Linked DNA regions of Mus musculus: region 1 is linked to region 2. The links are chromatin loops, found by intact Hi-C in ENCODE. Cell type or tissue: left cerebral cortex. All regions are shown on one strand. Links, peaks and the distances in the headings refer to the core of each region. The heading gives the core; the rest is flanking DNA.

What was found. Peaks named below come from ENCODE experiments on the same cell type or tissue, not always from the same donor. Only the 100,000 strongest peaks of a DNase experiment are listed, where the experiment ranks them.
Region 1: a loop joins it to region 2, with 2.1 times the contacts of the local background. A loop is called at or near these places in 3 of 42 quality-filtered maps.

What each region holds. Positions count from the first base shown.
Region 1 is chr2:94,047,873-94,060,464 of GRCm38, reverse strand. Hsd17b12 (hydroxysteroid (17-beta) dehydrogenase 12) reads left to right here. Exons shown (of 11, transcript NM_019657.4): 7 at 8,177-8,211. Among named protein-coding and RNA genes, the nearest start is that of Alkbh3, 43 kb to the right of the region's middle. In left cerebral cortex, for the core only: a CTCF peak has its summit at 5,463; DNase peaks (open chromatin) are centred at 5,456 and 8,384.
Region 2 is chr2:94,115,121-94,127,712 of GRCm38, reverse strand. Hsd17b12 (hydroxysteroid (17-beta) dehydrogenase 12) reads left to right here. Exons shown (of 11, transcript NM_019657.4): 2 at 10,237-10,283. Among named protein-coding and RNA genes, the nearest start is that of Hsd17b12, 36 kb to the left of the region's middle. In left cerebral cortex, for the core only: no CTCF peak of the experiment used is centred there; DNase peaks (open chromatin) are centred at 4,239, 4,840, 5,085 and 5,316; H3K27ac peaks cover 1,389 bases.

The sequences.
Region 1 (12,592 bases), core at 2,095-10,094, 67 kb after region 2:
AGACCTAAGGAACTGAAAAGCAGCTGAGTATGTGAGCCTGGGCTCTCTAGCCCCTGCTGCTCTCTGCTGTTTGAGCAGTGCTTCTAGATATCTGAGTGTGAGTTCCTCACCAGGTGATTCCAAGTCTTTGGTCTACTTGAACTTAGTGAGCTTGAAAGATTGGATTGGTTTGGACCAAGTCAGCCTCCTGTGTCTCAGTCCATTTGCAGCTAATGTGACAAAAGTACCTCGGACTGTCGGATATAAAGAACCAACAAGCATCTCTCTCAGTGTGGGAGGATGAAGAGTTCAGGATCCAGGGGGCTGTCCTCATAGCTGGTGCCTGGTGCCTGCAGTGTTTCTTCACATGGTGAAGGGGAATGAACAGCTTTATCAGATCCCTGTCCTTGTGGGGTCATTGATCATCTCCCAACGTCTCCACCTTTAGTGTGCTATTGGGGTTTCCACCTATGAGCTTTGTGGGGCACAAGCATTCAGATCATCTCCCATTCTCGGTATTCTCTGAAATCCACATAGAACCTTGAGAGATGGCTCTCTTTTTTAGATGAGTGCTGTCAAAACAATATTGCTTGATCTGCCTGCTACCCTCAAAGCACTTATTGCATACTTTTAAAAAGCCAAGTTTTCTCCTTCTGTATCACTGTGCCTTCATTGTAGGTGGTTAGCAAAAGTGCTTAATGCTGTGCCATGCCCACGGTGTGAATGTTTGGATGAATAGTCAACAGGTAGAAAGTACCAAAGCATTCATTTTCTCTTTCTTGCATGGATATGCCTCTGGCAGGTGACACGGTACCAGCAGGGGGAGCCTTGTGTTAGCTTGGAAATCTACGGGGAGAGTTTTGTTCCTCAGTTTAATTGTATTTAATTTAGGAACTTGCTAGAAAGGTATCCTCATATTCTGCTTCCACAATTTAAGTTAACTTCAGGAAACTAAGAAATCCCAAGTAGGATGTGTCCTTCAACACCGATTTGCCCATCTACTGCTTTTCTGGGTGAGAATATTCGAAGTTAATATTTAGTCAGTTCATTTTGAAACTAGGACTACCAGTACATGTTGTCGCCTGCTACTAAAGCTTTTCAAGTATGCAGTACATTCAGCCCTTAGGGATGGCAATAGCAGGCTGCCTCAGACCCAGCAGAGGCAAACTATTTCCAAACACGGGCCAGCACTTCTTCCACGCCTTCTTCTGAAAATAAAGACACCCTTGTTGATTGGGTTTGGGGTTCTTTTTAGCTCATAGTGAACCTAGTTTATAGGAAAATGTCTTTCATATGTGTGAAAACATGACAGGGACTTGATCTTTAGGAATTGTTTTCTCTTTTCAACATCTGTCACTTTTAAGGAATTGTCACTTTGTTTTAGGGGGAAAAGATAATAGGAGCACTTGAAATACTCAAACATTGTACCATGGAAACACCGGATGATACTCTGTTCATTCCTCTTAATAATCTTTGCTTGGAATGTATAAATCAGGGGCTTAGGTTTGGCATCGTTAATTTCTGTGTTCTAGAAAGTTTTTTCTTTTCATTATATTATTTTAATATGGATCAAAGTAGAATGTATTGGACAAGGAAAAGCTTTATTTGTGGCCTGGGGCAACATTCCAATCTAAAAGAACTCTTGAACTTCCTCAATGACCTAAGCACCATGAAAAGGCAAAGTCAAATAACATTGTAAGATCTCAGAGCTCTCAAAACTATGTCTAATTAAGTTTTCCACCCTTGTGCAATAAATACTGTTAGCTATACAGGTGAGATTCTAAGAACTTCTAATTAAGCTATGTTCTCACTTCCTCACCTCCTTGCAGCTCAAATTATACTGTTTGCCAAAGGAAGTGTGTGCTGTGTCATTCTGGTGTGGCTTCCAGTAGTTTCTCAAAAGATGGGGGAGAGGCCATTGTAGAACATTATTGTTACTTTTCACATCTATACTATGATTGATTTTAAGATGTCTTTATTTCAGTTGAACACTTGTTTCAGATTTTCATGTTTCAGATTTTGTAAGAAACTGGTTCCTTCTAAACTATATTGGCTCCACTTCTCAGTTGCCTAAATCTAGACTTGATTGATTTCAGTATGTTTCTTTGAGGTCTGAATTAGGGCAAAGGTGAACCTATTGGCCATAAGAGATATTCTGACATTGCTCATGAAAAACCTGGTTTCTGGAAGCTGAGCCTAGATTCTGGGGTGGCTTGTTCTGTTTACTTCGCTAGTCACAAATAGTAGTGACACAGATCTTATTGAATCAAGTATCTTAAGTTTGACTGATTCATCATTTTCTTGAGATAAGTCCTTGTTATATAGTTTGGGCTGGCATGGAACCTGGTGTGGACCATCGAACTCATAATCCTCCTAACTCCTAACTGAGTACTGTGACTAAAGGAATGCAGAGCCTTGTCTGGCTCTTTTCACTAGAGCCTTAGAGCATTATAGCAGTGTTGGAACAGATGACCAAGTACCAGAAGTTATGTGATAAAGTAATGTGTGTTATATCAATTTTCATACCAAAGAGTAGAAACACCTAGATAGGTACCTGGGTTCCTTCTGTCAGCAGTGACTGCCACTGCAGAAGTAGAGATACCCAGAGTAGGCTTTGACAGTTTTGTTTCTGTTTCTGGTTTTGTTTTTTTGTTTTTGTTTTTTAAAGAAATAAGTTTGTAAGGGCTTTACTAATTATAAAAGCATTGCAAGATTGTTGCCAAAGATATTTGAAAACTATATGAGCACTAAGAAGAAAATAAATTCTGTGTAATCCTGGCAACAGATGGCTACATTTTAATACATTTTCAAGTATTTTCTAGGCCAGGAAGTCTATTTTTAATGATTTAATAATACTGATTGTGATTTTGTATGAGGTAAATGAACTTCATATTTTTTCTAACTAGAATATACATATCTGTACCAGTAAATCTACCTGAAAATGGGTATGTGGTTTCCTCCAAGGAATTCTGATTTCAGCTGTTATGAAGCCATTCATGTGTCTGTGTACATTTATGTACTGTAGGCCAGCTTGCCTATGAAGTGTTACTAGAGCTACATGTGAGATAACAATGTAGATTAACTTTTTAGACTTTAAAGTGTCTTCGTTTTTGTGGTGTGGATTAATGAAAACATTACTAAAAAAAAAAAAAACTTGTTTTTTGCTGCAAACTTTGAAAGTCTCATTATGATAAAAGTTCTGTTGTGGTGTCTTTGACCTACCTGGGGGAAAACTGTCTTAGTTACTTTTCTGTTGCTACGATAAGACACCATGACTAAGATAGTATTAGGGCCTATGGTTCCAGAGGATTAAGAATCCATTATGGTGGGAAAGTGTGGCTTATAGCTGCAGGCCTAGGACTGGAGCAGTGAACTCTTAGCCTAAGAGTTCACATCTTGTACCACACCCAGAGCAAACTGGAAATGACGGGAGTATTTAAGCCCTCAAAGCTGCTTACAGTGTCATACTTCCTCCAACAAGGCCATCCCTCCTAAACCTCAAACAGCAGCACCACCTGGGAAGCAGGTATTCAGTGCAGGAGCCTATGGGGGACATTCTCCTTCAAGCCACCACAAAAAGGAGTGAAAGTTGCTTACTACGCACTTGTGGAGGCTGTCTGTCTCAGGGGAGAGGAAACAAGTGTAGAGCTCATGTTTATTACTACTACCTACCTAATATTCTCAACCACCAACCTCACAAGTTGTAATAATATCATTTTAGGAAATATGTAAAGAGAAACAACAAACTTCCTGGCATAGTAATTATCACCTGCACATGGCCTAAAATTAGCATATGAATTAGCTCCAGAAACACCATGTGAGCTGTGAGATGCAGTGCAGATGCACAGTGAAAGTTCATGGCAGTACTTGGTATCTGAGTATTAATACCCAGATATCAAGAGCCTAATCAATAAATACACAGTGAAATGGGACTTAACAACTTAGTTTAAATGTCCCATGTAAGTATGATGCTAAAGAGAATTTAATGTCAGCACAGGGAAGTCTGTCTACTTATATGTTGAATATTTTAAAATGATGTGTAACACATGCCCAAATACAGATGGCCTGGAGTTGGATTTAAGACTTAGAATTTGATTATCAGGAAAGGTATTAATGAAAACCTTAGTTGTTTGTATAAAAACATGAAGAGTTCAACTTAACTTCCTGTGGCTTTTCAGTGTTGTTCCTGGCTGACTTTTTAATTCTTTTAAATGAACTTCCACTTCCTTGCATCCAGAAGTAAATATGAGAATAGTGAGCCTTCAGAAGAACCATCAATCACTTTTACCTGTAAAGGTTGTATCTTTGCTGGTGTGCTGTCTGGTCATTAGGTAGTCAGTATGTACTTTTGGCTCTTTAACAATGAGCTACCCAAAGCACTGTTATTCTTTTGCCTTGAGTTTCTCAAACCTTTCATTTTAATTTATATTTAGAAAGAATATATTTGGTTATGTCAGTACATATTAATTAATCAAAAAGGCATTTAAGTCTTAACATGTTCCTGATATAATTTTTAAATATAATTAAGTATCATGTGAAGTTTCATGATGTCTAAACATTTTCTGGATAATTTTTCACCCAGAGCAGAAACATGGTGTGGCATAATGGAAAATATAAGCTTCTGGTTTATATTTCCCCAGTATTTCAGCCAAAAGTTAAATTGTGGTTATACTTGCTTGAATTCTCCAGGTCAAATTGGTACCTACAAATCTCGTTCATTCTCCTCTTTGTGTAGGAAAGCTACTACAAGCGCTAACCAGCTGCTCTTCTGAGCTCCACTTAGCTACTCTTCGTTAACAGGTCTTACTTCCTTAATACAGATGGATACACATGTAAGGGCACACACATGCATGCATGTATGCACACACGAGAAAGCACACTTTTAAAGTTCATCTTCATTTTCCTCACTTCTGTTTCTGGTGAACTCGGGGCTTTGGGAAACTGAGTAATAATAACTTCTATGAAAATGTTTGGAGACAATTTCCTAATATTTTAGCTAAGCATTACGGTCCCCTAGTGAAATGTGCAAATAGAGCCCCTTTCAGATACAGTTGCTTGCTGGTTACCTTGGTTAGTCAGAGTGTAATGCTCATAAATACAGACCATTTTCAGATACTCTTAAGGTTGCATTCGTCCTTTGCAGTGAAATACTCCACAGTATGCCTGTGTGAATGACTTGTGTGAATGTCTGACCCTGATGTCTTCTACAGATGCAGGTTACATGATGCATCTAACCAGTTGTACATATTTTTCTTACATCTCTTTATTTTTTTAATACATCAAACAAAGAAGTCTAGTAATTCAATAGAAAATATTTATTCCTTCATGGTTTGCTTTTTTGCATTTGTTCCTTCTGGCATTTATTTACTGTCAAGTGATCTCCTGTTTATGCTTTTATAACTTAACCAAAACAGTCTGTGAAGCTCTGCCTGGCTTCTAGCTCTAAGTGCTCCTTTCCCTAAGCACTAGTGCCCCCTGTCTGCTCATAGAAGCATCTCATTATGGGTCCTGAGTTCTTCCCTCCCAACCTAGTGGCTGCAGATAAAACAGAAGGATAGCTCCTTACTCAAAGCTGTTGCTTCCAGTTCTCAGTTGATATGCAGAAATTATTTTTATGCCTTTTTACCTCCTGAGTTTTGTAAACTATGATTTCAGTTCCTTGAACTAGCCACATATTATATAGAGAGGTCTCTTAAAGCATTATGAATTTGTAAAACTCTCCTGCTTTGAGTGTTCAGGTTTTGTTTCTTTGCTTGTTTGGGGGTAAATATAAAGAGTTTTAATCATCATTACAGCCTAATCTTAAGAGCTTTTACAGTACCCCAAGAAGATCACAAATGAAACATTTTAAAATAATGAAAGAATTATCCAAAAACTTATGTATGGTTAGTTAAAATGGATGACCTCAAAATTTATTGCTGTTCTTGGCTCAAAATTGTGGGACATACCCTGCTTAAGGGAAGCATTGAAGACTCGGTTGTGCTACATCCTAAAAGGATAGTGGGAACACGAGTGTCCCTTCAGAAGTCTCTGATGTCCCATGTGTGGGATGACACACACACACACACACACACACACACACACACACACACACACCTACCTACCTTCATTCCAAGTTAAGAAAGTAATAACATATAATGTAGATCTTCATTTAACATACTGACTTCAGAAAAAAAGAACCTAGCTCAGAGTCCCACTGCCATAGGAAGGCCTGAAACTAGAACTGTGGTGAGTGCGTCCCACAGTGGCCTTACATCACTGGGTATGAATTAAACAGCTGCTGTTTGCCTCTGGAAAGACAAAGCTTGGGAAATAAATTAGCAAAGTTGAAATTAGTATTAACTTGAAGAGGAGAGAGAGGTAACTGTTGGAAAGATAGACTGTGACATTACCTTTACTTTGACTTGGTTTCATCACATTGAATTTGAAGCCCAGAACTGTAAAATATTTAACCTATTGCTTGTGGAATTCTCTTTTTGGGGAGAAGAGTGAACATGGGTCAGTCTTTATCAGCATAAATGGTTAATCTTACTAGTTAGAATTTTTGGTTAAAAGGTTGGGCAGTGGCCTATACCTGCTTAATATGGGCAAAAACCCTCAAGGTTCATGCCCAACACTGCAAAACAAACAAAAAGAATATTGATTATATCCTATAACAGAGATACAATCACAAGTTAAAGTCAAAATGGGTCAGTTAGTCAGGGTGCTGAGGGGAGCAGGGCTGAGGGTACTACACAGTGACTCCTTTATCAGTAAGTATCCTCCCCTTATCCCTCCTGCCACCCTACAGTATATCACGTTCCCCTTGGGGTCAAACAAAGGCTCCTTCTCTCTACTACATTCTGCCTACAAAGAAGAGGGAAAACATAAGCTGTTTTCCTCTTCTCGAGTCCACAACCAAGACATTGTATGTCCTACTTCTTATAAACTAGATAGTTGTAGGCCATGTGCAGTTGTCAGAGAAATTGTAATACATTTTTTTTTTATGGGAGGTACCAAGAATGGGAAAAAGGTTGTGTGCTCTAGACCTTCATCTGCAAGGAAAGAGCAAATGCTGGAGGACAGCTGGCTGCCTGCTTCGTCACCCTATGAGGATGAGTTATGTAAAAATACAGATGTGTGTAAAGAGGAGGGATGCGATGCGGGAAGCTTCACCCTATGCTTGCTCTTACAGTTTCTCCTTTTTATCTGGGCCAGAAGATTTGGTCGAATCTTTACTTCTACTGAAGTACTTCCCCGAAACTCTGAGGATATTCTTTTACTTTGAAATTGGAGATGTGTCAGCCCACACTGTTTTACTGATACGGTGACAACTTACACTGACAAGTGCATGCACCACCTTGGACTCAGACATCCACATCGCACACTTTGCTGCAGAAAGTCTTCATGATCTTTTGCTTCTGAATATTTCCATCAAAAACAATCTTTTATCAAAATGCTATCATTTTAATTGGTGGTTGATAGTATTCAAAATAAAAGGCTTAGAATGTCTATACTTAGCAAGCATTTCAACTTCTTGTGTTGTTTAGAGAGCCGAAACAAGCTGAACCAAGACTTGTTTAACTGAGGTCTTCTTGACAAAGATTGCACTTCTAACTTGTCTTGAAGAATAGTATCTCCCAAGAGTTTCGTGGCCGCCTGTGTTGACATCGTGTCTTTGGCCGGTGATTATGAAGTTGCTAAATTCCACACATCACCTTTCATGGTCGGTCACTAGAGGCCACAGATGGTTTCGGTGTGTTTTGCTCATAACTGTGGACCTCAGAAGAAATGAATGCACTTGGCATTTACTCACATCTCACCTGCTGGCATCCTCTTCCCCCGAAGCCTTCAGAAAAGATGACTTGAGTCCTTAAGATGAGATCACTTACATCAGCTTGGTAGGCAGGATGCTGTTACGGGTGATAACGTTCCGACTTTTCTGGGAAGGACTGAAGAGATGCCCACTTCCCATAGAGCCCTAGTTATTTGAAGGCGCCCATGCCAGCCTTACTTTTCAGGCAAGGCTAATCTTAGCCACGTTCACTTTGCCACAGCATTCTCTTAATGAACTCCTAACACGGTATAAGATAAGCCTCTCTCTATAGAATGGTGGCTGGCTTCGTGAGTTCCTTTTCTTTGGCATGTGTGGGTGTCTTTCACTCTTTTGTGGCTTGTGTCCTCAGCCATCACTAATGTTTTGTTTTCTCTTTTGCAGGTGACACGCTTGGTGCTGCCTGGCATGGTAGAAAGGTGAGTCACACGCTCACACACAAACACCGTGCTTGCAGAGCTCATTATTATTTATAGGGAGAATCCTTTCTTTGAGAATTTCATTAAAGTGACTAATGAGCCTAACTCTCTGTCTTAGCACCAGGCGAGTCACACAGTGGAGCATGAGTCATTGGTGGCGGAGGCCTTTTCCACTAGACTTTTTTATTTCCCTCTCTAGGGTTGTGGTGGTTCCTTTAGATCAGGATTAAAAAGCCAGCCTGAGTCACCATCACTAACTCAATTGCCTGCTATTCTGAGGGGGTGGATAGAGTTCCTGGGATATTCCTAGGAATGCCTCCTTAAAGCTATAGCTACTTAGAGCCTAATTCGGTAGAATGTCCTGAAACTATATACCTTCCTCTGGTGTTCTCATTCTTGCTGGGGGAATGGATACATGAGAGGCTAATCATGATGTGAAGTGACCAACTGTCAAACTAACTCTAGGAGGAAAGGGCCAGTTGGAATTGGGTGCAGTAGAATACCCCAAATGTCTTCATTTTATTGAGAAATTTGTGGTTGCGTTTCTACATGTGAGACAGCACTGAGTGTAAAATATAACTAAACTTCTCAGTCTCCTTCTCAGAAGAATCTAGATATTGCTTAGGCCTTCAAAGAAAACCTGCCAAAGAGAGTTGGGTTTGAATGTTGGACCAATTTGTTACTTTAATTTCAAGCTCCATCAAAGCTTTGATAGAGGAGGAATCAAATATCCACTTCTGTTAACAGACCGGGAGGAATGCAGTTTATGCTACTGACTCCACCTATATGTTCTGCTTCATTCTAGCATGTGGCTGTGAGGGAATGGGGCTCAGAAGTCCATTTTTTTGATCATGTACAATAATTGGGAAACTTTTTCAGCAAAATTAGTTGTAGTTGTATTTTACATGTATTGATTTGTATATTCTAGTTGCCTTATTTTAGTAAAGTTTCCCTTTAAAGCCTTCAAGTGGAGTATTGACTGGGGCAGGGTATGCGCCGATGATAGGACATGAAATTGGCAGTGGGCAAGCCAGTGGTCATGCCAGAACTCTAGAACCAGGACAGAGTAGAGTCCAATAAGGATGATATTTGGGTCACTGTCTTAATCTGAGTTTTGACATCTGCAAATGGTGTTATAAAGAAATCTTTGGACTTGGGGTAGGTGTTCAGTATTACATCATTTGCCTAGCAAGCCATGTATTCCATCTTCACCAATTAAACAAAACAAGGCCATCAAAATTGTAAGCCATAGAAGTATTATGAAAGAATTTTTTTTTAAGTTTGTTGGTGAAAACTATGTAAAAGGAAATGATGGCGATGAACTCATTTCCAGGAGCAAAAAGTATTGGATTCATAGAATGCTTGGCCCAGTGCACTGGGTTAGTTGAAAGTAGCCCCATCCCCCCACCCCACCCCACCCCACCCCACCCCACCCCACCCCTTTAGCTTAGTGAGATGAGATGCTGTGAAGTGCATGGTGCAGAGGTAGAGCTAGAGACCTATGGCCATCGCTAGACCCAGCAGCAGCACCCGGTCAGAGCTGACACTGGGTATGAAGGAATAGTGTGAAGGGGAATTCATGCTTATCCAGCAGAACCCAGCTTGGAGAATCCACATGAGTTCAGTCCTTGTGGTTCAAGAAATTAAGTTGGGTTGAGAAATGACCTGGTAGAAAGCCATCAGAAGCTGTGGAAAGCTAGAGTCATAGAAAAATGGGGGTTGGGCGGAGGCTTACTAAGGACTAGTTAGACATGTATGTAGAGTTTATTAATCAGTACTTTGTATTAGAACGGGCATCTATGTCCAATGGAGCTTTAGGAGTTATTAGGTATATTCGTCAAGGTGTGCTAACTACACTAATAGATTAATCCCTACCTACATGGCTTATCAGGTTAAAGATTTATTTTCCCCTTTTTTCTCCACCTTGTCCTTGAGGAATCTCAGGCTCCCTCCATCTATGGGCTCTGGCATAAATCTTTAAGGTCTTATCTTAAGAAAGAGTTTTTCACCCAGCTAACAGGTAAAGGAAGAGAATCAGAATAATGTTAGGGGAGGCTTCATGGGTCAGCTCTGGAAGGAGTGTATATCACATTCTGCTGTCCAGAACTCCACCTGTAATAAGCTGCAACTTACTGCAAAGGAGAGCAGCAGTGTTAGTTGTTTGCCAGAAGGAAGGAAAAGCTCCAGGTGAACAGATGTCCAGAAGTGGTCTCCCTTACACCTGTAAGTGGCTTCACTCTAGCCACTCTCGACACCTCCCCACGGTGACCTATTTCTGTGGTTGTTTCCATAGGATTGGTATTCTCATTGAGTAACAGCAGTGTCCTTTAGAAAGAGCCTTTGTTACTGGTTTCTTCTCCCTCCTCCCTTTCAGTGGTTCTGTCATTGATGTATGAGATTTTTCCAAACATTCTAGAACTATAGCCAACTGACTATCACTAAACAAATACCAATAATCAGACTAAGGTATTATCACCGTACATATAGAAAATGCATAATTACATTATCGGGAAACTTGCTCTCTACTTCTCTGGAATTATAAACATTGTGTACAGCTGGAGCCAGGAGGTGGTTGCCATAACAACCATGGAAAGGCTAAAAATAGCCTCTTTCATATTGTACTGCTTAAGGTGGAATTATGACATGTTATGGCGTTGTAGGGCAGGTAATTCTTTCTTGTGCTAAATGTTTGCAAACTTTATTCAACAAAGCAATATTTGTATAGTGTGAGAATTTGATTGCTGGTTCTAATTGTATGCCTGACCCTGTATTCCATGATTCCTTCTCTGACATTGAACACTGTTTTGATAGTTTCTCTGTGTTCTTAGGAGTCAATTAGAGAACTGTCTACACCAATTTCCGTTTTCCATCTAAGCCTAGAAAACTCTCTAATGACCCTGCAAGAGTGCACTTCAGTCGTCTCTCCTGTGTAGTGGGAATGTAAAGAGCTGGGATGGAGTCTGTATGTCACAGCCCTGTCTGGTTAGCACTCTGCACTGACTGACTTCTGGCTCCTCTCTCTTCTCTCCTCTGCTGCATGCAGGGTGGGGCGATGCTAAGGTTTCCTGAGTCAGGCCAGAATCAGTGACTTCTTTCAAAAGACACTATTATTCCCCCAAGGCAACAGTATTTTTATAGAGGTGAGGACAGGGATGCTACAAGAGCCCTGCAGAATAGTGAGGCATTTGCAGAGCAAAAACTTGGCAATTTTAAAAAATCCAAGTGACAATTAAAGGGAGTCTCATGGGGAGTTGTCCAAATCTAAGGGAGTCCTAGAGAGCATAGCTGTAAGGAATCTGTAAATGAAAGCTGCTGGCTTTCACAGGGCTGAACCAGCCTATGGATTGGCTTCTGGGAGGACAAATAAAGGATGTGACTGGAGGTGAAGAGGCGTGTCCTGAAGTGGAGCTCATCATTCTGCTTTGTTTCTGCAGCATTTTAGTTCTGGTAGATCCTCAGTAATCTGTCCCTCCAAGTCACCATCCCGTGATGGCTAGCAAGTAAGCAGTGAGATCAGCTACAAATACAGAAAATGTTGCTTTGTTTGTTGATCTGATGTTGTCGCAACAAACTAGGAAATGTGCTGAATTCTGAGCAACATGGGTCTTCAATAACAGAACTTCAGCAGAAATTCTTAATATGCTCCCATTGTTCTCAAGCCTCCAGAAAATGAGAGGTTAACCAGCTTGGCTTATGTTTGTCTCTGTGTGCAATTAAGCATAGCCTATTTTGCCCTTCTGCTTGATATAACAGAGTTGTCATGAGCCTGGCTGTGCCATGGAAACTGTTTGACGTCACTAATTCTGCTTAGATGGAGGATTACAGCTAGACAAAGTAGTTGATTGTAAAGATGAATCCTTTGTGGCCCCAGGTCCAAATGTTCACCCTATTTCCACTTAAGGAGATATATTATAGGGATTATTGCAGGGCATGCTAGTGTTCAATTTGGGATACAGACAAAATAGAGTATTTTTTCCTTAGAGAAGATAGGTCTGAATGCTATTACAGGAGGGGTCATGGAAAGGTCTTTGATAGACACATATGTGTGTTCTCAACAGTGGGACAGATTGGTAGGTGGGGCGTTTTATCTGTTGCCAGTTAGATACGGTTAAAAGTGTTCTCATTTTACATAGCACTTTGACAGTCTTAAATTTTATGTTTTGGTGTATTTTGAAATATAAGTACTTTGTTTTTTATAAAGTACTTAAAATTGTTGACTTAGCTCTATCTACTAGTAATTTCTTCTGTCTTCTTCTTTTGGATTCTTATTTATTTTTAATTTACATGTAAGGATATGCTTCCTGTATGTAAGCCTGTACACCCCATGTACCCTGAAAAGGCATCGATTCTTTAGGACTGGAGTTACAGATAGCTGTGAGCT
Region 2 (12,592 bases), core at 2,211-10,210:
TAAATATAGCTGTTTATTATTATTATCATTATTATTTGAGATGTGGTCTCACTGTGTAGCCTACATTGGATTGGTGCTTATTATATAGGCCAAGCTGGCCGCACACTGAGTAGAGTAGTTCTGCTTCCTCAGCCTCCTAGCTGCTGGGTTTATAGGTGCGAGCAACCATATCCAGCTCACCATCTCATTTTTATAAAAGTTCAGATTTCCAATTTAGGATTGGGGTTCACTTACCTGTTTAACATATATCTACTGAATAGTAACTTAAGGGCCATGTTACTAGTTGCTTTGGATGCAGTGGCTTGGGAAACAGGACTCCTGACTTACAGAGCACACAGCTATTTTGAGAAGCAAAGACTTAGATGTGATATTTTACATTGGTGATAGTATAGCATTCTATACTATCAGACTGTGGGCTTTAAAGTTTGTAACTTGGCCACCCATCCTCTAGCTTTATTACCTTGGGCAAATTTGTTAGATTTTCTGAGACCCACCTGTAAATTTTCATCGATAAAACTGATAGATAATTTTAAAGTTATTGTAAAAAAGAAAGAGTGTTGCTTATTTAGCAATGTGCAGAAAATACCTAATGTTAGCCAGGTTGCACAACTGCAATCCCAGAGGTGGGAGGATCATGAGTTCAAGACCAACCTGAGATATGTACTGAGACTCTGACTCAAAATCAAATCTGTACACCTCTAAACAAACAGAAAACACCACCCCTGCCTCCACCGGGCCATGACCACTTTTAGTACCTGGAACAGTGAGCACATTACATTTCGGGACAGTGGCAACACTGGGGGGGATAGTAGGTGTCCTGAGTCTTCTGTAATGCTTCAGCACTCAGGAATTTCCCAGTTCTAAGTTGGGACAGCTGACTGGTGGCTTAAACAGATAAGAATTTATGCATCATCAGAGAAACCAGGGTAGGCCTGGTGAATGTTGGTTATTCAATATTCATTGATAATGTGCTTGGCAGTTACTATTCAAAGCACAGAGGATTCATCTGTGAGTAAAAGCACAACTCTGCCTCTTTCATGAAATTTATGATCTAGTTAGAGAGATTAAAAAAAAACATAAAAATATTGCTGTGAGCCGGGCGGTGGTGGCCCACGCCTTTAATCCCAGCATTTGGGAGGCAGAGACAGGCCGATTTCTGAGTTCGAGGCCAGCCTGGTCTACAAAGTGAGTTCCAGGACATCCAGGGCTATACAGAGAAACTGTCTCGAAAAAACAAAACAAAGAAACAAACAAAAATGTATTGCTGTGTTAGAAGGTGTACTTGTAGAAAGCTTTGTACAGGAGGACCTATTTAAGTTAGACTGTGACCAAATAGCATGGTTTTAGAGTGTGGGTTAGGTGGCACAAGACTAACAAAGAAAGTTATAAAAAAAGAATGGCGTTACCATCTCAAACGACTTTTAATGAGTTGTTAAGCAGTCACGAGCCACATATCTACAATTCTTGATAAAATTTGATTATTAAAAATTTTGTTTCTTTACGACAACAGATATTGTAATAAATATTGATAGTAATGTATAGTATGCAGTTCTAAATGTATAAAGATGATAAAAAAATCACACTGTCCTGTGGCGGTGACCATAGGACTACTGTAGAGCAGAACAGGGTGAGAGGGGATGGGGGTGGCCTCATGGGCCACTGCAGATCAGAATACTCAAGATGAGAGTGGACAGTGACTACAGGACTCACGGGACGGCAGAACACTCAGGGTGAGAGTGGACAGTCATTATAGAACTTGTGCAGAACACTAAAGGTGAGCGTAGACGGTGGTCACAGAGACCATTATACATACTATATATTATAGGTAGTCTATACTGTTTCTAAAGCTGTGTACAACAAATAGCTGACTGCAGAAGAGAGCATTTCCCCTTGAGCTGGAGTTACAGGTAGTTGTAAGCTGCCTGATGTAGGTATTGGGAACTGAACTCAGGTCCTGAAAAAGAGTAGCAAGTGTTGTGTACTGCTGTGTTCTCTCTCTCTAGTTCCCTGGACAGCTTTCTTGAGGTCCTCCCCCCCCACCCCCCGTTCGGTGATTGACAGGCCCATGGAAGGGGCAGTGGTATATCTTTGTCCTTTATCAGAGAGCTTTATGCCAGGTAGTAATCTTGTAAGGTTTGGATAGTTGCCAATTAATGATCTTCCAAGCAGCTCAGCATGTCACATCTCCTCCCAGGCCACAGAAAGGACTCAGGTCCCATTTCATCCTTTTGGTCATTCATAAAGAGTCCTGACATTCTAGGTCTGAGTTTGGCAAGTTGTGGACTATGAGAGAGAACTACACTTCATGGTCCTCTAATTCTGCTGATACTTTTTGCCCAACACTATCACTGTTCTCCTCTTATAGACTTAGGTTAGGGAAGTAACTTAGACCAGAGTTATTTGTCTGTAAGGACAAGAAAGAGAGACAGCTGGTGAAATGGTATTTCAGTCTGGAACAAAACCCTGGAATCTTTCTTGCTAGAAACTATGAACTTCTGACTTTGGTCCACAAAGTAACTATGTGAGTGGCAGTATGTAATCATTAAGATTCAGTGGGAGACTCTGGTTCTGGGGGTCTTCCTGTCTTTGCCTCCCTAGCACTAAGATTACAATAGCACACCCAGCTGAGGTGAAAACTCGGAACTTTTGACCACCATTTTACCAAATGAGCTGTCATCCCAGCTCCAGCACATTTTATGATGTAATTAATGATTAGTGTAAAGAACCAGACTAGCAAGTTAGAGAACTTGTGTGTGTCTATTTTGAATGAGAACACATTATTTAGTCTCTCCTATTAGGAAGTTAATTAGGGATTGGAATTCTAGAAACCACATCTGATGATTGTTGTGGTCCATAAAGCTTAGAAGTTCAAGTTATTAAAAGTGGTTGGTATGGATGGAGAATAAAGAAGAATGTGTCTGTCAGTTTGAGGAATAGCAGGCACACATGGAGCTGACTCCCTGTTGTGTTCCATTTGGGAAACAGGGAGCAGTTTGGCCGGAGGGAAGCTGGTTTAGGACTAGAAAAACATAAAGTGGGATTTAGCATCATTAGATTAATGAGAAAGACATTGGAGCATTCATGTAAGTATAGTTGCTAAATCCATCTGTGCAGGTTCATAAGGCAAATTTCCTAGTATAGGAGATTCATGTTCTAGTGATGAGATTTGGTACAGTATGGCTTTTGGCAAGTTGTTTAACTTCTGAGATAGTTCATCAATAAAATTAGATATTATCACAACCCCCTTCCCTCCTTTCTTTTTTTGCTTTTCATGGTGTTGTCTGGGCAGTTCGCAATTACATCCTGTGGGCTGCTGAAACAACTTGTTAAGATGGCATTTGTAAAGTGTTTGCTACTGATTGACACATGTTAGACACTTAGGAAACTCCAGCTTATGTAAAAGGCCTATTCTAGCTGTGAGAGCAGTCCAAGTACAGACTTCACAGTATGGAGTAGTGTCGAGTGAGTGATGCAGTGACTGGTTTACTGCTAACTTATGGGACCGTGAAGCAAGATTAATAGCGATTTCCTTGAGAAAAGGAGTATTAATAGTAATTTTCCTTTTTATCTTTTCTCCTCTTTTAATATTCCTCATTTCATTTCATTTACTGCGTCTAGGTACTATGGCAAACACATGATATATATTGCTCTCTTTAATATTTTCCTAGTATAGTATGGTGGTTACTCAATAGTTGTTGAATCTTTAGCAGGATTCTGTGTGATAGACAATGTTAACTTTACAAATCAAAAAACCAACAGAATTTGGGGTTTTGAACCTGGCATTATTGTTCATGAGCTTAGTGATTTATTTTCTGAGTATGTATTAAAATAACAGAAGCCTAAGCCTTTTGCATATGGTGTCTTAATATGGTGTCCTGTGACTCAAAGGTGATAACTATTAAGACCCCTGCTCTCTGCAGCCTCCTCTGCTCTGCCCTCATGTTTTGGGTAAGGAGAGCTATGAACAATTTGGCTTTATGAAATCACATGGCTCCATGAGGATTGATAGCCTTTTAATTCTTACATAGTGTTTGCATTTTTAAAGAAGACATGCCATTAACTGGAATGAATCATTGCTTGGAAAGGACTTCAGTTAACCACGCAAAGTGACAATCAGGCAGCAATCTTGAAGCTGGCCGGCGATTCACCTCTGTTAGAGGATTCCACTTTTCAGTTCTTGTCTCTGTTCTGAACCGATGGGTGCAGTAGTGCGAGGTGCTTGGGTATTTTCTGTTTGCTTGTTTGAGTTTGGTCTGTGTTTTAAAATGGCACACTATAAATGGCTCAGTATCTTGTTGGCTCAGACAGAGGTAGTGAAAACTAGAGTGGGAGACGGATGCTTGGGGGAACTGTAAGAACTGCTTGAGAGACAAGGAAGAATATATTGCTTTAGGACTGTAGTAAAGTGGATATCTATATTCTATAGTTAGGAAAGAAATGGATATGACCCCAAACTGGAGTTATGGAAAATGTCCATGTGTCTTGGTTTAGTCCTAAATTTACTTTTTCCTAAAAATAATAATTTTTAACTAAATTATGACTAGGGATAAAAAGTTCCTACTGCCTGTTCTTATTTTATATCACTTTCACTATTCTCTTTTTAATAAAAATGCAGGAAGTTACTGGTGTTTTATGAACTTGCACCCTGCATGCTTCTCTTCTTTGTTCTTTGTTAAATACGAGCTGGCATATGTTAGACTACGTTAGCATTTGCTCTGAGGGACTTCAGTGCTTTCTAAATTCAGCTCTGCTCAGCCTGTAGACTGTTTGCCTGAATCAATGGAGACTGCTATTTTTAGCAACAAAAGGGAATTGAAATAGCAATTTTCTTCCCATGCAATAGATCCCCAGGAGGAATACTGATGCAAGCAAGCCTTCTGTCATTTTCTATCCCTCCCACCACCCCAAGCACTTGGGAAAGGCAGCTGTCATGGTTTGTGGCAGTATTAATCTTTAATCAGTCGAGTGTTTTCTTCATTTAGGTGTTGCAGGGGAGTGGGGAGTCACAAAAGGAAGCTGCTTGGAAATAAGTAAGCTCTTAGGCATGGGCTCTGCAGTCAGAGTTTAGTGGGCAGAGACAGGGAAAAGATGGAGAGCTAAAAATAGCACGCTTGCTTCCAGTGTTTCTCTAGTCTATTTTTGATGTTTGATTTTGATAAGGTTGATTGGGCTCTTACTAAAAATATCTGTTCCTAGCAAGTTGAGGACAAAAAGAGTAGAATATTTTTAACCTATACAAGCTAAAGTACTTTTTGTTGACTGTATAAAATCTGGAAGAAGAACTGGTCAGTTGCCAGTATTTTATGTAATCTGTAACAAGCGAAACACTTCTGGATGCCAAGTTGGGATATTCTCTATAGTTGTCAGTTCTCATCTTCTCAGACGCTTGCAAATGTGGGTCTTGCTGTTATATTTATCTGTGCAGACATGAGCCTTTTAAAAGTCCCCTTTCCCCATCTCCTCTTCTTTCTCACCTCGGTCTACTCATGGCCATCCTTTGTATTTCCCCAACACACAAGGGAGCTTTTTTGTGTATCACGTGGAAAGTTGTCTAAATGTATCCCCTTATTCCATAGCAAAATGGGATCCGAGGATACCCACTGTTAACCCAAGAAGCAAATCTTAGGGATGAGAATAGTGAACTTGGAATCCTTTACTAATCTAAAATGGGTACTTTTCCTTTCTAATTCTGTTTGGGATGGGTCACTGCAGACCAGCTCCTTTCAAGGAAATCCATAGACTCCTTTGAAAGTATATATCTAACAAGTTCATTATAAACAAGTTAAGCGTCTTGAAATTACATTTTTTAAAAAAATCTCATTTTAGATGGTAGATTCTTGTGTGATGTTGAGAGGAGGTGCAGTGTGTTATTTCCAAATAAGGAGTGAATGAAACAGTGAGTCTTGTTGCAAGAAGCCAGCTTTCCATTCAGAATCTTTTTCATTCATTCATTCATGTATCCTTCTATTCTTCAGCAAAGCCTCAAGAATCATCTTGTTAAGATAATTTTATGTCTGTGTTTTGCTTGCATGTATGTGTGTATTATATACATATATATATATACACACACATATATATACATACACATGTATGTGTATATGTGTGTGTATATATATGTATATATGTGTATGCCTGTCCATTGAGGTCAGAAAAGGGAATTGGGTTCCCTGGAACTGGAATTGTACATGGTTTATAAATCATCATGTTGGTTCTGGGACCAAACTCAGATTGTCTGTAAGAGTCACAAGTGCTCTTAACCATTGAGCTGTCTTTCCAGCCTAAATTATCTTTTGCTTTTCTTTTTTAAACCAGTGACTGTCCTATCAGTTAAATTCTGGAGACCCAGACAGACCCAGTCCTGTGGAACCCTAAGTTACTAATGTCATAAGGAGAATTATAGAGAATTGTGAGATCTTGATAGTCTGGTTGTTAAGGAAGGGGCAAGGATGTTCAAGTGAAAACCTCCAAGATGGAAGCAGAACTCTTGCTGTGAATGGCTCAGTCCATTTGATCTGCCAGAGTAGCTGCAGAAATTTAGAAAGCCAGAAACCTAAGTCCTCATGGTGCTTCATGCTGGAAAGTCCAAGATCAAGGTGCCAACAAGCTTGCTTGTACTATGAAAGTGTTCTCCAGTCCAATGACTTGCTGTACCTCAGGAATACAGTTCTTTGCATGGCAAGGGCACAGGGCAGAGAGGCTTAATTATGGCTGCAGGCTTCTGTGAAGCCCTGATGAATTCCATGCAAAAAGGTATTGTCCTCATGACATAAACACTTCTTAAAGGCCCCATGTTGGCCTACTATCATATTGGACATTCAATTTCAACACCTCAATTTTACAAAGATCAAATTTAAACCATAGCATAATATAGATTGAGAATAAAGAGGATCGTGTTTGTGAAGAGAGTGTTACCTTGCAGGAAGTGGACACATTCCAGCATGATTGGTGTGAGGTTAAGGGAAACATGTCAAGGACTTTGTAAAGGATAAGGGTAAGGGGAGTTCACTCATTCATTCATTCATTCATTCATTCACTCATTCATCCTTAAAACGTTACTAATCATCTCCTTTTGAAGTCGCTGGCTTGCCAGTTTGACTGTGGGGACAGACAGACATGACTGACAGGTTTTAGGCAGGAAAGTGACATTTGGATTTGTACTGTGGAATGATCACTTGAGCCCAGGAGAGTGACTAAGGGAGGAATAAGAAAAAAACGAGATGCAGATGCACTAGAAGTTGTTTTAGGAGATCCTGGGAGAGATGAATGGTAGCTTTGCTAACTTTATATGCGTATTAGTAAAGAGCCTTGCTTTTTGGAAAGGCAATGCCTGCACATGACTGAAAAATTTAACAGTAAAAAGAATTAAAAAGAAAAACCTTTCTCTAATTCTGTAGAAGCTGCTGCCAGCCGACTCTTGATTTAAAGTGATGATTTGGTTAGCTTCCTAAATTTCACAGTGGAGTTTAACTGTCCTGACAGTGAGTATATCAAATCTTCTTAGTAAGAACCACAGTGTTATTTATATAAAAATACAACTTAAAACTCACTCATTATGAGGTTGTAGCTTTAAAGCGAAACAGGACATTGTCACCCTTCTTCAAATCATGTATTCATTTTCCCCTACATTCATCAGATGATTTTTTTCTTTGATTGACTAAGAATTACTTGTTTGTGTTGTATATTATGAAAAGTATACTATTGAGTTTATGTCCTGAAAAACTGAACCCCCCCAATTGTCTGACCATCGTATAACACTAATTATTGCAGAGCTGAGGTGCATAAAAGAGGCTCACCACTTCCAGTTTCTTTGTCTCACACACACACACACACACACACACACACACACACACACACACAATTTTTTTTTAATTAATGAAAGATAAGTAAAACCATTGATTTTCATCGTAACATAAGGAAGATGCTAAGGAACTGTAATCTTATTCTGGATGGTATACTAAGACAGAAAACAGACATTCTGTGACAAGCAAGAAAGTTTGACTAAAGTATGGAGTGTAGGTGCCATGTTGTTGGTTTATGGGTTGTGGCAAGTGTAACATAATCATGTAGGGTGTTAACAGGAGAACTGAGACTAAGCATAGAGGCTCTAAATCTTTGTACTAGTTCACTTTTTAAAAATGTGCATCTAAAGCTATCTGAAAAATAGAAAAATTTATTTTAAAAATCTTTAAAATGTTTATCAAAGTGACTCCATGTGTTTTTTCCTTGGGAAGTTACTGTCAAGTCTACTATCAGACTGAGACAGGAAAGCCTGGTCTAAAAACCTGAGCTTCAGCACAGGAGGGAGGCAGGCAGGAAAAGTTCAAGATGGTGTCCCAAGTAAGTCATTTATAGAGTGCAGGTAGAAAGGAGAGCGCAAATGCTCTGGGAAGCCATTCCTAAGAGCTGAAATGGAGTCCATTGTGTGGAGAATTGTATCAAGATGTTGTTAAAACAGGAATGTATTTATCTATAATGTATGTATAGATTCAAGGATGAGAAAGAAGGTCCTCCCATATGGCGGGAGGCCAGTTGCGGTTACATGAGACCCTGTTGTAAAGAAGCAGGCAACAGTAAAAGTGAGGGACTTCTAGGAATCTAAGAGGATTTAAAAAGCCATACAAAGGGGAAGGGACAAATTTGTATTCAGAAAAGATAGAAAGTTGACTGGGAAGTAAAATGTAATTACAGTCTAGAGTTTGGTTTTATATGGATATTTAACTATAATAATTGTGCAACAAAGACTTTGTCTGGTTTTGTTTCCAGGGAGGGGGGTGGTAGAGAAGGAGAGGGAGGGAGAAAGAGGGTGGGAGGATGAGGAGATGGAGGAAAGGCCATATGTGAGCCTACTCCTAAGTCCTTTTGTTACTCCAGGTGAGTCTTTGGCAGTTGAGGCTAATGAACTACTGTTCATGCCAGAAAGACTCTGTCATTAGAGGTTGAAGATCTGAGCCTAGTGGTAATGGCCCAACCTGCCAATCTCTAGTTTGGGGAGGAGAGTTAAAGATTGGGTTCCCTCCTGTGTATTTATAGTAAAACCTGAACTTGAATGGAAGTCCTAGTTGGGAAAGCCATGCATGCTCTGGGAGGCTGTGTCCCATTTATACTAGTCTAAGTTCTGCCATGTGGCTAGTGACCTCCCCTCAGTTTCATTCATCTGACTTCCTCAGTGTCTGTCTCAGTGGCAAATCTTTGGTATCTCACTCTTTCCCAGAGTTCCTCTTTATGTCCAGAAATCCCACCTTACTGTTTTGCCTTTCGCTATAGTGTATAGACTATTTTAACCAATCAGAAGGTGCCTTAGGCAGACAAGGAAGGACAAAGACACATCTTCAAACAGTATACAAAAACCTCACTCCAACACATAGACATACAAATACATTTTTAAAAATAAAATCTAAAATCTGAGATGAGAGGGTGTGGTTGTATAGATGGAGTAAGATTAATCTGAAGTTGATCATTGCTTCACCATAGATAGGTACATAAAGATTTGTTCCCCTTATTTTTTATTTTATTTTATTTTTTACTTTTCTAAAAAGTTTTTAAAACTCTGGAAAGATGGTGGCTGAACAGGTATCTCATAAATGTACATTTCTTTGAGTGGCACTAAGAAACAAATATCTTTTTTTCACTTACCGTAATGTCACATTTAGTATTATATATATATCACAGTTCATTTAAATACTGTTAATTATACGTTGTATGTCTATACATTAGTTTACTTATTCTTCTATAGATTAATATTTAGGCTTTACTAGCATATAGCAAAAACACAAAGCTACCACTGACATCTTTTTGGTAGATCTTACTTAGGCACTCTTCTCTTGAAGATCGCTGGCTTGTAAGACAAACATCTCTAAATATATTGACAAATAGTTTTTCCAAAATGATTGTGTCAGTCTGATACTACTGGCATGGTATGAAGCTCTTGTGAGCTTCCGTTTCCTTATATCTTCGCCAACGCTTGGTATTTCATTCTTTTCAATTTGAGTTGTTGTGTTAGATAGGTAGTTCTAAACTAGAATACTGGTGTTGCTTATTTATGTATGTATTTATTTCGCTGGGAGTTGAGTCTGGGGCCTCATGCATGGAAAGTTCAGTGTCCTATCACTAAGCTGCACACCCAGCCCTGGATATTGCTCTTTCATATCAAATATTGTACTGGTGTTCTTGGGTGTCATTGGTGGGCTCTAGCTGGACGTGTAGTTCTCAAACTAAACTATTTTTCTTGTATCTCAGTTGTTACAGGTGGCACTGATGGAATTGGAAAAGCATATGCAGAAGAGGTAGGTGATTTTCAGAACTTGTTTTAAAAATAAGAAAAATAGAATAATCTGTTTCAATAGTTTTGATTGAAATTTTATTACATTTATTTTGTTTTATTTATTTACTTTAGACAGGGTCTCACTATGTAGCCCTGGCTAGCCTAGAACTATAGGCGGACCAGGCTGGCTTTAAACTCAACAGAGATCCTTTGCCTCCTATGTATATATATGTTTTTAAAGACTTTGAGAGAGAGAGAGAGAGAGAGAGAGAGAGAGAGAGAGAGTATGTGTGTGTGTGTGCGTGTGCGTGTGCGTGTGTGTGTGTGTTTGCACCACACAGGAGACCAGAAGAGGGTATTGAATCCCTTGGAGCTGGAGTTACAGGGAGTTGTGAGTAGCCTGACTTGGTTGCTGGGAACTGGATTTGGGTCCTCTGCAAGAACAGAGGCTCTTAACTGCTAAGCCATCTCTCTAGTCCACATTTATTTATTTGTGTATGTGTGTTTGTAGATGCATGCATACCATAACATGCATGTGAAGATCAGAGGACAGCTTGTGGGGAGAGTCAATTCTCTCATTACAACATGTGGGTCCTGGGGATCAAATTCAAGTCTTGCTAGCGAAAGTCCCTTTACTCACTGAGCCGTCCTGCTGACCTCAGTCCCTGTGCTAGGGAGGAAGGAGCCTTACTAGTGGCATATACTCTTTCAGCTCCTTACAAAAGTGGCACTTTGAGAAATGCAAGTCAGTTGTTTTGCAGACAAAATTGAATTTGTCTCAAGATTAGATTCAGCGTAAACATTTTTAACAGAAATGGTAATAAAAGTGATATTAATCCTCTTGACCTCATCCTATCAAGAGGCAGTAGTCACCATGTGCTCCATTACTGATGATGTAAAGGCAAACAATTTATTAATATGTTGTTTAACAAAACTCTTCATTATAAAAGTAATAGGGGTATATGACATATTTGGGGGACTATATATACCCTATTTTCTAGCTAATTTTTAGTCTAATTTTTTTTATACCCATTGACGATTTTGCCTGAATTACTGTACCATAATTTAAGTAGTGTTTTTCTAATTTATCTCTTCCTCTGTAGCCTAAGCTAGACTATATCTAACACATTATGTATGTAGCTCAGGCTCACCTCAAGCTCATGGCAGTCTTCCCTCTAGAATTATAGTCTTGAACTACCATGCTTGGTTGGTGTTTTCTATAAATAAGAGCTTTTCCTGGCCTTCCTCCTTTGTTAATGTGTTTCTCTTTTTTTCTTAAAGTATCAATATAGGCTAATGGATTCTTTAGTGTTTTTATAGCAGATTAATTTAGCAAATTACCAGGCCTTGTTATTTTTATAAAAAATGATCTTCCACAGCCTCATTTGCAATATTACTTGTTACTTAATAAAAGCTGACTTTAGGATTTATAACTGGGAATTAGTTTACTGAATCACTTATACTTCACATCATCCAGGGTGTTGCTCATTTGTAAATTGTCTGTTCGTTCAGTACAAAGTGTTAAGCCTATTAATGTTTTTCTCTACCTCTTTATTTGTGTGTCTATGACAAGAACACGTTGCTGTGAATGTTTGTCACTCTGCAACATTACATAGTATTGTGTGTATATGTATGTAGATTTGCTTCAAGAAATTCTTCATTAATTTTTTCATTAACAATGGTTAATGTACTTTATTTTGGTTGCCCTTTAATTTTAATGCCCGTGTTATTTACTACTGTGGCAGAAGCAACCTAAGGCCGGCTTAGTTTGACTTCCAGTCTTGTGCTCAGCTTTTTAACAGTGATCCCAGGAGCCCATGGGATGAAGCTCATGTTTAGTGTGGGTCTTCTCTCCTTAGTTAAACTTTCCTAGAGTCATTCTCATAGACACACTCGCAAGTGTGTTTTCCAGTCAACAGTGAAGATTAACCACAAGTCCCAAATGCAAATTTTTAAGAGTGATGTAGGAATTGCTAATGTTTTAACTGTAGTTTTCTTTTTTTGGCCCACTGATATTTGTTCTGTGTATCTAGCCTATGACAACTTTTTAAATCCTAAACTTGAAATGACAGAATTCTTAGATGTATAACAATATAAAAAAGTCTATACCATGTAGATAGGCCTAATATAAAAAGTAGAAGCCACCATCCTTCCAAAGTGGTTTGAGATTTAAATGCTTGGTTAGACACTTAAGGTTCTGGGCAATCTCTTGAAAACTGTTCATTTTAGATCTTGTGTGTGTGTGTGTGTATGTGTGTGTGTGTGTGTGTGTGTGTGTGTATGATTTATCACCTAGTGAGGTTTTTCTTAAAATGGGAGTTCATCTAATTT